Regions from separate parts of the Homo sapiens genome. Here region 1 is linked to region 2. A link is a loop called in an ENCODE intact Hi-C map of the cell type or tissue named here. Cell type or tissue: ascending aorta. All regions are shown on one strand. Links, peaks and the distances in the headings refer to the core of each region. The heading gives the core; the rest is flanking DNA.

The links. A loop is a pair of places that touch in the nucleus more often than their neighbours do. Peaks named below come from ENCODE experiments on the same cell type or tissue, not always from the same donor. Only the 100,000 strongest peaks of a DNase experiment are listed, where the experiment ranks them.
Region 1: a loop joins it to region 2, with 3 times the contacts of the local background. A loop is called at or near these places in 1 of 110 quality-filtered maps.

What each region holds. Positions count from the first base shown.
Region 1 is chr3:170,905,629-170,911,008 of GRCh38, forward strand. It overlaps EIF5A2 (eukaryotic translation initiation factor 5A2), which reads right to left and starts at 3,009. Exons shown (of 5, transcript NM_020390.6): 1 at 2,915-3,009; 2 at 2,014-2,213; 3 at 1,361-1,465. The coding sequence starts at 2,178. RefSeq lists a silencer at 2,530-2,669. In ascending aorta, for the core only: a CTCF peak has its summit at 2,899; DNase peaks (open chromatin) are centred at 3,113 and 3,933; H3K4me3 peaks cover 2,492 bases; H3K27ac peaks cover 1,417 bases.
Region 2 is chr3:170,738,684-170,744,063 of GRCh38, forward strand. All of the region lies in intron 5 of SLC7A14-AS1 (SLC7A14 antisense RNA 1), which reads left to right. Among named protein-coding and RNA genes, the nearest start is that of RPL22L1, 130 kb to the right of the region's middle. In ascending aorta, for the core only: no CTCF peak of the experiment used is centred there; a DNase peak (open chromatin) is centred at 2,748; H3K4me3 peaks cover 793 bases; H3K27ac peaks cover 2,105 bases.

The sequences.
Region 1 (5,380 bases), core at 292-5,291, 170 kb after region 2:
TACTATGTACCACATCAAAGTTGGTGCTCCAACAATAATGAAATGATTAAGTAGAATTTTTACATAGGAAAAGGGGGAAACAGAACAGCACTTTTTGGTACGTATCTACTTATGGAGTTCTTAATGGGGTACATTTTCTCATTTAATCCTCCTATTATCACTATTTTGTAGATGAGAAAACAGGCTCAGAAAGGTGTATAACTTGTCCAAAATCATCCAACTAGAAAGTGACAGAACTAGATCCAAACCCAGATCTACCTGGTTAAAAAAACCCACTTGCAAGACAATTCAAATTTCTACAAAGACTTCAAAGCAACCTAGAAAACATTTATGACAAGTAGGAAAGTGAAAATATAAAAGTGTTTACTAGATTAAAACCACAAAAAAGTATGTTTGCATGTGGACAAACAGCAAAAGGAAATCATTGCGTAAGTGCAGTTGATAGCAACATTAAAAGAAATTTATACAATACAACAAAGGGTACAGAAAAAAATCAGTTTAAGTCGGATAAAACAAATACCAGTGTCAACTTTGTATTTTTCACTATGTAAAATGAGCAGAAATGAGTTTGATATATGGTATGCTTGATACAGAAATTGAAGACTTTCAAGAAAAGCTTTAGTTATAAGTAATCTGAGCTTCCACATCCTATAAGGTCAATTATTTTGTTATCATCAATACTTCAAACAACAAAATGCTATCATTAAATATGACCTACCCAAATGTATAACTGGAACTAAAACTTGAAATTTACATACATAATTTAGCAAAAGGTCATAGCATGGTCACTAAGTATAATTTAACCAATTATATAGTTTTTGTGTTTTCTTCACCATACTCAGTGACCAGGTACTTTATCCTTTATATTTATGGCTTTCAACTTATTTCTCTACTTAAGAATGTCAAGTTCTGACTAACATTCATTAATGCAAAAACTTGGTAGGAACATGAATTTCAGTAGTTTCTTGAATGTCTCAGGTCTGATCAGTGAAAAGAAACAAAACATCCAGGAGGGATGTTTTAAATTAGAACAAGAAATATTTTACAACAGAGAGAATAGTACTTTTACTAAACATTGGACTTAATTGCAATATGCAGTCACTTGGCCTGAGAACACTAATAAGTATTTGACTTTTTAAAAAATGCAAGAATGTGAAAAAAATAGCAAACTAGCAATAATCCTAGAAAAGTACATGTGTTAAACATCACTATTTCTCCAATTTCTAAGATAGCTGGTGCCTAATAATTGGTTAGAAAAACCTACAAAACTACTCTTGGGTTTTGTCAAATTATTACTGATAGTACAAAGTATTTGCACCTTGAAGAAACAAGCAACATTCTAAAGAAAATCAGTGCTTACTTGATAATCATTTCTCTTAATATTTGGAACATCCATGTTGTGAGTAGAAGGACAAATATCTTCATATTTTTTGCCCGTGAAAATATCAATTCCAACAAGGTGAACCTAACAGAGGAGAACAGGAAACCTGTTTAATCTCTGCCAAGTATATCACTCATTACACACACAAGAGCACAATACCAATGCTGATTACAACAGATTCTTTTTCTCCTCCTTCCAAGGTCATCTAATTTTACTTAAAAAAAAATGTAGTGGTCTTACAATTAAGAGGCAGTAAACAACTAAACAGTATCACGACATGTCAAGACCCAATATAGACCAGTGATTCAATTATGAGATTACACAAGAAAAATAAAGTGTAGATTTCTTAGAATTGCTAGAACAGGTTTTCTCATCTGTAAACTAAATAGATCTTATAGGTCACTAGGATTCAGGAAAGTTTCAGTTCCCAGTTAATGAACATTGTAAGGGCCCAAGAAGGGAATGCTACCTTTAAGTATTCAACGTAATAACTGATTACCCAGTAATTGTGGGAAGGAAAAAATAGTGCTTATTACAAAATTTTAAGTATAGAAATCTCATGATCTGTAACGGAATACAAATGATCAAAGTCCCAACGCCGAAGCCAAAGCCTGATCTGCAAGGGTACTTACCTTGGCATGACCATGCTTTCCAGTTTTGGAAGTTGACATCTCCACTATTTTGCATGGTCGTCCTTTGAGCACCACGAAGCCGTTTTTGCGCAAGGCCGAGCACTGCATAGGGTAAGTGCTGGAAGCCCCGGCATCTCCAGTAGTGAAATCAATTTCGTCTGCCATGGTGGGCAGGGGAGATGGTAGTTTTTCCGTGGGAACTACACAAAAAGTTTGTGTTTGCTTTTTAACAACGGGTATGTAGGCAGGGAAACGTCTCATTTCGGACAAGTTATGTGCCAAGCATCATGGGCCCGTTATTTCTGCATGTAAGGAACACCCACCCTAGACTAGTGGCCACTTTCTAACTCTGGCCTCTACAAACTTTTCCAGCTACTGCTTGGGGAGGTGGGATGAGAAGTCGCAGAGGAGCTCGCTGAGGGTGGGGACACCCGCCCTGGGCGCTCCTCCGTGCTGGAAACAGCAGGTTGCGGCCCCCATCGCCCCACCGCAGAAGCCGGCGACCTTCCCCCGCCGCCCAGCCCTCGGCCGCCGCCCCGAACCCTACTGCGGGGGACCCAGCCCAGGCCGCAGGTCCCCGCGAAGGATGCGGGGTAACAGAACCTGGCCAGCAGCACCCGGCCCTCTGCTAGCTGGCGCGCACCCCGCCCTCCACCCTTCAACGTCGCCGCCGCGGCCGCACAGGCGCCCCCTGTTCTGCCGGCATCCAGGGCTCAGCTCGGCCCGGCCCGGCCCCACTAGGGCCTGAGCCCCGGCGGGTCCCGCGCTCGCCTCTGTTCCCCCATCCATTCTCCTTCTTTCTCTCGGTCAGCGCTCAGTTCTGGGCGCCTTCCCCGGCCCTGCCTCACTCTGGCCCCATCCCCACCAGCTTTTCCCCACCAGCTTTTCCCCAGGTCTTCACCTTTCAGCTGGCAAAGAGCGCCTTTCGTCTGCGCACCCGCGCTGGTCCCCTACAGCAGCGGCGCCGGCAGCGGCGGTGGCGGCCGCGGCAGTTCCAAGAGACGGGGCGGGGCCGCCACACTTTCCACACCCCAGCCTCCCCGCCCTTACCCGCCCCCACTCAGCCCTATTTCCGGGATAGGCCCCGGAGCGTCACAGGCACCGCCCTCTCGGGCTACCATTGGCTACCAGATTCCCGAGGCTCCGCCCAGTCACGTGAAGAGCGCCCTGGCAACCCCACGTGCTGCGGATTAGTGCACTTCCGGCGTGGAGCGCACTTTCAGCAGTCTGGTTGCCGAGGGTGAGCTCGCTGGCAGAGGAACTTGCGCCTTCCAACTCTTAGGTTTGTTGCGTTCGGGTCGCAGTCGACTTTAATGGGAACCAAGCAAAGCACCCAATGGCCCCTGCCATCAGGTGCGTGGCAGTTATCACATGACGATCGTCAGAACTCGCGAGGCGCGCAGATTCAGCGAGTGCCAGTGTGGCTGGCTGTGAAGCGAACTTTGGGTTCGAGCTTCTGGTTCAGCTTGCAGCCTTTCTTGGGGTTCGAACCTCCTCCTGGTCCTTAAAGAAGAATTCAGGTGCAGTATTTTATTACCCAGCTCGGCACCGCAGGTCCTGAGGACCCCCCATTCACCCCTTGGTGAGATTTTTGGCAGCGACTGCCGCCGGATGCCCCTGTAGAGTCAGCACTGCTCCCTGGGGTGGGAACTCCCGAAGCGTCCGCCAGCTAACAAGCCAGCAGTGAAATGAATTAACCCACTTCTCACACCAAAGGCTGTTGGGAAGTTGTGGAGGCGAAGGGTGTCTGACTCCTACGGCATTGTGGGTCCAGAGAGGTGTTCTGCCGACTCATCCATTCTTTCCTCCTGGCATTGGCATTCCTTAGAGTTTGGGGTTTAACCCTGGCACATTAGAACGCTTGGATGGTCTTCAAAATTGACCTAGAGCTTGTAGACTGCCATAGAAAGGTTCTTAAAAGAGATGTGCTCCCCCTTCACAGTTTCATTTCGCAACCTACCGCAGTATCCTATCTTGGGGAGGTGATCTAGGAAATTATTTCCCATCCCACACCCGCATTTATGTGGTAACTTTGATTTCCTATTGCTGTCTCATGAATAATCCCATATCTCACATTCCTGTATGACTCTACAGTTTACACATATCTTTCAAACAGGTCCAATTTAACTTTCGCAATAAGTTACTGCCCTCTCATGTACTGAATTCAGCCTCTAGCTAATATACAAAGGAGCCATTACAGCAGTGGCTCATGCCTGTAATCCCAGCACGTTGGGAGGCTGAGGCAGGTGGGTTCCCTGAGCTCAGGAGTTCGAGATCAGCCTGGGCAGCATCGTGAAACCCCGTCTCTACCAAAAATACGAAAACTTAGCTGGGCATGGTGCTGTGCACCTGTGGTCCCAGCTACTAGGGAGGTTGAGGTGGGAGGATCACTTGAGCCTGGGAGGTGGAGACTGCAGTGAGCCGAGATCCGGCCACTGTACTCCAACCTGGCTGACAGAGTGAGACCACCCCCCCCACCCCCAACACCCCAAAAAGAAAGAGCCAGATTAGAATCTTGGTTCATTAGCTCTTTCTGCTTTTCCTTATACCTCCTAACTTTTCCCTATTGTTTTTACAATGATCGCTAATAGTATTTAGTATTTATATAGGCAGGTAGTGTACTAAATTTTTGATGTGCATTATTCCTTTGTTTGTCACTGCTGCTTTCTATTTTTAACCTTGTTAAGTTATTCATATAAAGAAAAATTTGTCCCTTTTCTTTTTATGAGTTTTGAAAAACATATCTTGATCATCTGCTATGATCAAGATATGGAATATTTCCCTCATTCCAAAAGTTTTCTAGTGGCTTTTTGTTCTCAGTTTCCTCCCTCTACACCCAGCCCCTGGCAAATATTAACAGTACTTTTTTAACCTGCATTTTTAGTTACGGAAAAAGGAGAAAAGCAATTTGCCCCAGATTACAAAGCTAGTAAGTTGGAAAACCAAGGTTGGAACCTAGGCAGTTTGGTTCCAGAGTCACTGCTCTACCTACCACCATATACTGCATTCACAAAAGATTTGGGTTTGGAATCAAATGACTGAGCATTACTCATTCAATAAATACAGTCAGTTCTCCTGAAGTCAGTAAGAACACTGAATTGGCAAATACTAAACCATTGCTCCTAGGGGAAATACAGGGTTAGGTTCCTCTGAGCCTCTGGGCCACAACATTGGTTAATATGTGATTTTTAGTGTGTTTCCATTTAAAGACACCTGATTTCCTATATATTGTTGGTTCATTAACATTAAACTCATGGCCAACAGCAATGTAATTCATACCTGAAGGTAGCTTATCTAACATATGCTCTCTGTAAGGCACACTGTAGCTTTCTTGTGTTTTGGAACATTAGACAGCTCTTCAGCACAG
Region 2 (5,380 bases), core at 187-5,186:
TCTCTGCTTTCCAAGCATGGTGTCCAACCATGGACACCTACTCAGAGGTAGTGAAGGGAGATTTCCCTGTTTTACTGAAAGGTATATCTCTCTCCTGTGTCATATGCCTGAAGGGGGTGCCTTTTTCTAATTTGTCATGAAGGCACCTTCTATGCTACTGGAGCCCTGCTTCAGCAGCTGGTGAGTTGCTTACTGCAAAGTAGGCTTCAATTTCATAAATTAAAATGCCACACTGAAGCGTTGCCCTCTCATAAACCCATCACCTCTGACCTAGATCCTCATGTGGATTACACAGTGGCCTCACAGCATGAAATTCTGCCCAGGCTTGGATGGGGCTGCCCCACTGCTTTTCCATGGGTCATTTAGACAGATCGCTTTGTTTCTCTGTTCCTCCCATCGTTGCCTTGGAATGAGGGAGCTGAACCAGGTGACAGTGGTGTCCTTCCTGGTTATGACATGCTATGGCTCATAATTCTGTGAAAGGCAATACATCATGGAATGGGTCAGATTTGAAAGTCTAGTCTGGGCTTTTCTCTGTATAATTTTATATTTCTTCTCTCTGGTCATTTTGTTAGCTCTCACTAACACCTGTGGTGATCAGACAACCACAGGTATCCAAAGAAAAAAGATTTCAGCTTGAGATAAAAGACTAGTGAATATAAACGAACATCAAGTATCTTCCTCTCCCTCAGTTTACTTTCTTATTCAAACACACAAATACACATGTATGTGTGTGCACGCACACACACACACATAAACACACGCATTTACATATACTTACACATGTTGAGCTTATGACAGAGCTTTTTTTAATTTCAAAGCAGTATGGTATAATTTCCCAGATATAATCATTTAATGCACTTAAATTTGTTTCTCTAAAACCCAGAAGCAACTAAATTGCCAAGAATTCATGCCTGAGGCATTTCTATCTACATGTCTCAGTATAAAATGTTCGAAGGAAGTAGCTCATATTTATAAATGAGTTGGTTTGCCTCCCCAAGTCTCCTCATGGTAAGTACCATCAAAAACCTCACAAATCATCCATACCACCCACTATCGTCTTTGTGACACAAAGGAAGCCCTGCTCCATTCAAACATTCTCTACATCCTCCATAAGCCCCATGGGTTTCCAATCTTTATTTTTTTCATAAAGTAAATGACTTCCCAGGTAATAGAGGCAGATAGATAGATACATACACATTTTATTGTTTGTGCTGACAGGTTATAAGGAGTAGAGAGAAGAGTGGAGATGGAAAGGCGGTGTGGAGAACATCAGCCTTGTTGGATTACACATATGAAAATGAGGGAGAGAGAAATGGGGAACAGGGAAAATAAAGGAATTCAGTTGACATGGATTTGGCACTCACCCAGCACTGTATGTGCCATTGCTACTAGAGTGTCTTCCTGGATGTCCCATAGGCACCTGATGATCAATAAGTCCCAAATTGGCTTCAGTCCCCACTTGCTGTGCAGACATGCCCTGCCTGTCCCTGTGCACAGAACAGCCATCTATCCAGGGATGTTCATATATATCATCTCATTCAATCCTCACATCCACCCATAAAATAGAAATTATCACCCCTAGTCAATACATGAAGAAACTGAAGCTCAGAGAGGCTAAGTGCAACAGCTCGGGCTGCCATAATAAAATACCATGGGTGGGGCGATTTAAACAACAGACATTTATTTTCTTACAGTTCTAGAGGCTAGAAGTCCAAGATCAAGGTGTTGGCAGAGCTAGCTCCTCCTGAGGGCTGTGAGAGACTCACTCCTTGGCTTGTTGATGGCTGTCTTTTCCCTGTGTCTCCTTGTATCATCTTTCCTCTGCACGGCTCTGTGTTCACTTTTCTCTTTTTATAAGGACACCAGTCATGTTGGATTACAGCCCACCTTAATGACCTCATTTTAGCTTGACTACCTTTGAAAAGAACCTATCTCTAAATAAAGCCACATTCTGAAAACTGGGGTTTAGGATTTCAATATATGGATTTGGGAGCAGAGGAAACATTTCAGTCCATAACACTACCTAACCCCCAAAGACTTCTATAGGAGGAAACATTTGAAGAAAGGAGTTGGCTAGGTGAAAATAGAGGCAGTAGGCAGGAATGAGAGAAGAGTTCCAGGGACAGGGATCACTATATACAAAGGAAAGAAGGGGAAGGAGCAGGACACAGCCTGATGCCGCTCATGGTAGGAGCGTTCACATTCACATGCCACTCACAGCCCAGCCCAGCAGGGTCTGATTGCCAGGCCATACCCCAGTGTCCTGGGACTTGCCAAACAAACCCACTGTTTCTTGTGGACCGAAAGTTGTTTCTGGTACATCAAAATGGAGGGGAGAGCTGAGTTTGGCTGGGGCAGAAGAAGTGATCCTAGGGGCCTTTGAGCTCTAAGAATAAGCAGAGCCAGGAAAGTGGGGAGACTCAGTTATGAGCAGACACAGTGAAGAGCAGTACTTAGAGGAAAACCTGAACAGAATTTAAAACTAAAGCCTCAAACGCTGCGAGCTCCCCCGCCCACAACAGCCCTTGTCAGAGAGCCCAGAAGGGCATGAAAGGAGGAGGAGAGAGAGGGAGGAGGGAAGAAACTGTATTTCCCTTACCTCACAGTCTTCCCTTCTCTGGGGACCCACAGAAAGATGCACTGACTATAAAATAGGGGCTTTTAAAACTATTAGGCAACATGGAATAAAGTGTCAGAGGCAGCCAAACCAAAACCACTTGAATAAGAGCATCACTAACTGCGAGGCTGGGGCGTGGCTTCATTTTATTCCAAGCCTTTGGCACACAACACAGAATCTGGCACGTGGTAGGAATCTGACAAATACTTGGATGTTTGTTTGTTTTCTTACCTAAGAGGACATCCCAAGGATACCAAGCGTTTCTAGGTGAATCCTGTGACTCCATCCCTAGCCTGAGAGACCTGCCTCCAGGAAGGAAGAGATTATTGCAGTTCCCTCTATTTTAAAATCTTTTCAATGCCGATTTTGTTTTTGATATATTATTATTGCCTGAGGCTTTAGTCAGGAGACTGAGATCACACAAAGCACAGATCTTAGAATTTAATAGCTTTTCTCAAGAATGAAATCAGATTCTTTCTGAAAAATATCTAAAAGACATGCCTTATTACATAAGGAGAGCATGCTTCATGTGAAGATGTGGATATTTTTAGAGCATGTGTTTTGAATTTTATATTTGTGGTCCTATTTACCTGGATGAGTCACATTTAAAACGTTCCCAAATTTCTTGCCTTTAAACCCTAAGCTTCTTGTGGCTTTGAGGAACATTTGCTCAGATTACTCACAACACAAATCTTCCTGTCATTAAACTACTACACTTTGTACTGAGTGGCATATAATACATAGAAATTGTCAGACAAGCTGGATTATTCGTCCCCAAAGGAGCAGTTCTTAGTAAATGAATTACACCAAGAAATTGCTGGGGCCTACAACATTCCTTTTTTGGTTTGTTTTTGGGTTTTTGTTTTTGTTTGTATCCTCTCTAAAAGGTGGCTTCAGGCTATGTTAGCAGGAGAGTGGAGAGAAACCAAGTGAGGCCTAGAGGTCTTTGGGTACAGGAATGCAGTTTCAAAATCCTAGTGAAAGCTGCTAAGAATTCAGAGAAAGTGGCAGAGAGGAAAGACACATTTAACATTTGCTACCTAAGGTACAGCTGGAAATAATATGGAACAGATGGATCAGAACTGAAAACATGGATTGAGGAAGAGGCATGCTGGATAATTTTTGAATGGATGCTAGACATTGGCAGCTTTACTTTGTTGAGTGCTGAATATTTGTATATTCCTATAAACATGCATGAGATTTGTCCTAACAATTAAGTTATCTAGACACACTTTGATCTTTCTGGGTCTTGATTTTAAGGTTTTTCTTTAGGTGAGACCAGAGCATCATTTATTCTAGACCTAATTTTGCTCCTCTTTTGAGGCAAAGACCTTTTCAATACACCATCTGATGCCCAGTGAATTAAGAGGTTTTGTACTGTGGCTGGTAGATCAGAAATTATTCCTGGTTCTGTGTGAGCCTCAGCTATGTTCCCTCTAATCCTGTTGGTTGGTTTGTATACCGACCTCAGATAGTTTCTTATCTTACATGTGCCAATCAGTATGGAGCTAAAGACCCAAAGGGAACCTTCCACAGACCTCTGGAGTTCCCTTAGCATGCAGATTTTTCCTCTCTGCAACTCTGCCCCAAGAACTCCAGCTGACTCCACCTTCCCAGACTCCCTGCTTCATCTCCTCCACTCAGAGAGAACACTGGGCCCTTCTGCTTTCCACTTCCCTGTGGCACAGCTTGGACATTCTCTCCAGGCGGTAACCTAGGGCAACTGTCCATAGGAATTACTGTCCTGCATTGCTGATGTCCATGGTCTTGGTTGTTTCATATATTTTCTCCAGATTTTTTTCAGGAGGAAAGTAAGTCCTGTCCCTATTACTCCATCTTTGGCTGAAGTGAAAGTCAACTATATGTTCAATTGCCTTTTTAAAAAAATTTGACACATTGTAATTGTACATAGTTATGGTGTGCAATTTAGGGTTTCAATACATATATATGTTGTATAACAATAAAATCAGAGTAGTTAGTATATCCATCACCTCATGCATTCATCATTTCTCTGTGGTGAGAATATTCAAAAGCTTCTCTCCTAGCTATTTTGTAACAGTCACCCTCCTGTGCAATAGAACAGCGGTACTTATTCCTCCTATCTAATTATAACTTTGTACCGTGGACCACTCTCTCTCCATTCTTCCCCACTCCCCTCTCTAGTCTCTGGTAACCACTGTTTACTCTCTGTTTCTTTCTTTTTTTTTTTTTCTTTAGAGGTAAGGTCTCACTCTGTTGCCCTGGCTGGAGTGCAGCAGCATAATCATAGCTCACTGCAGCCTCAAACTCCTGGGCTCAAGTGATCCTCCTGCCTCAACCTCCCGTCTACTCTCTGCTTCTATGATATCTATTTTTTTGAGACGGAGTCTCACTCTGTCACCCAGGCTAGAGTGCAGTGGCATGATCTTGGCTTACTGCAACCTCTTCCTCCCAGGTTCAAGTGAATCTTGTGCCTCAGCCTCCCGAGTAGCTGGGATTACAGGTGCACATCACCATGCCCAGTTAATTTTTGTATTTTTAGTAGATATGGGGGTTTCCTCATGTTGGCCAGGCTGGTCTTGAACTCTTGATCTCAAGTGATCCTCCCTCCTAGGCCTCCCAAAGTGTTGGGATTACAGGCGTGAGCCACCATGCCTAGCCTTTCAATTTTTTTTAGATTCTACATATGAGTGATATCATATAGTATTTGTCTTTTTGCATCTGGCTTATTTCACTTAATAAAATGTCTTCCAGATTCATCCAGGTTGTCACAAATGACAG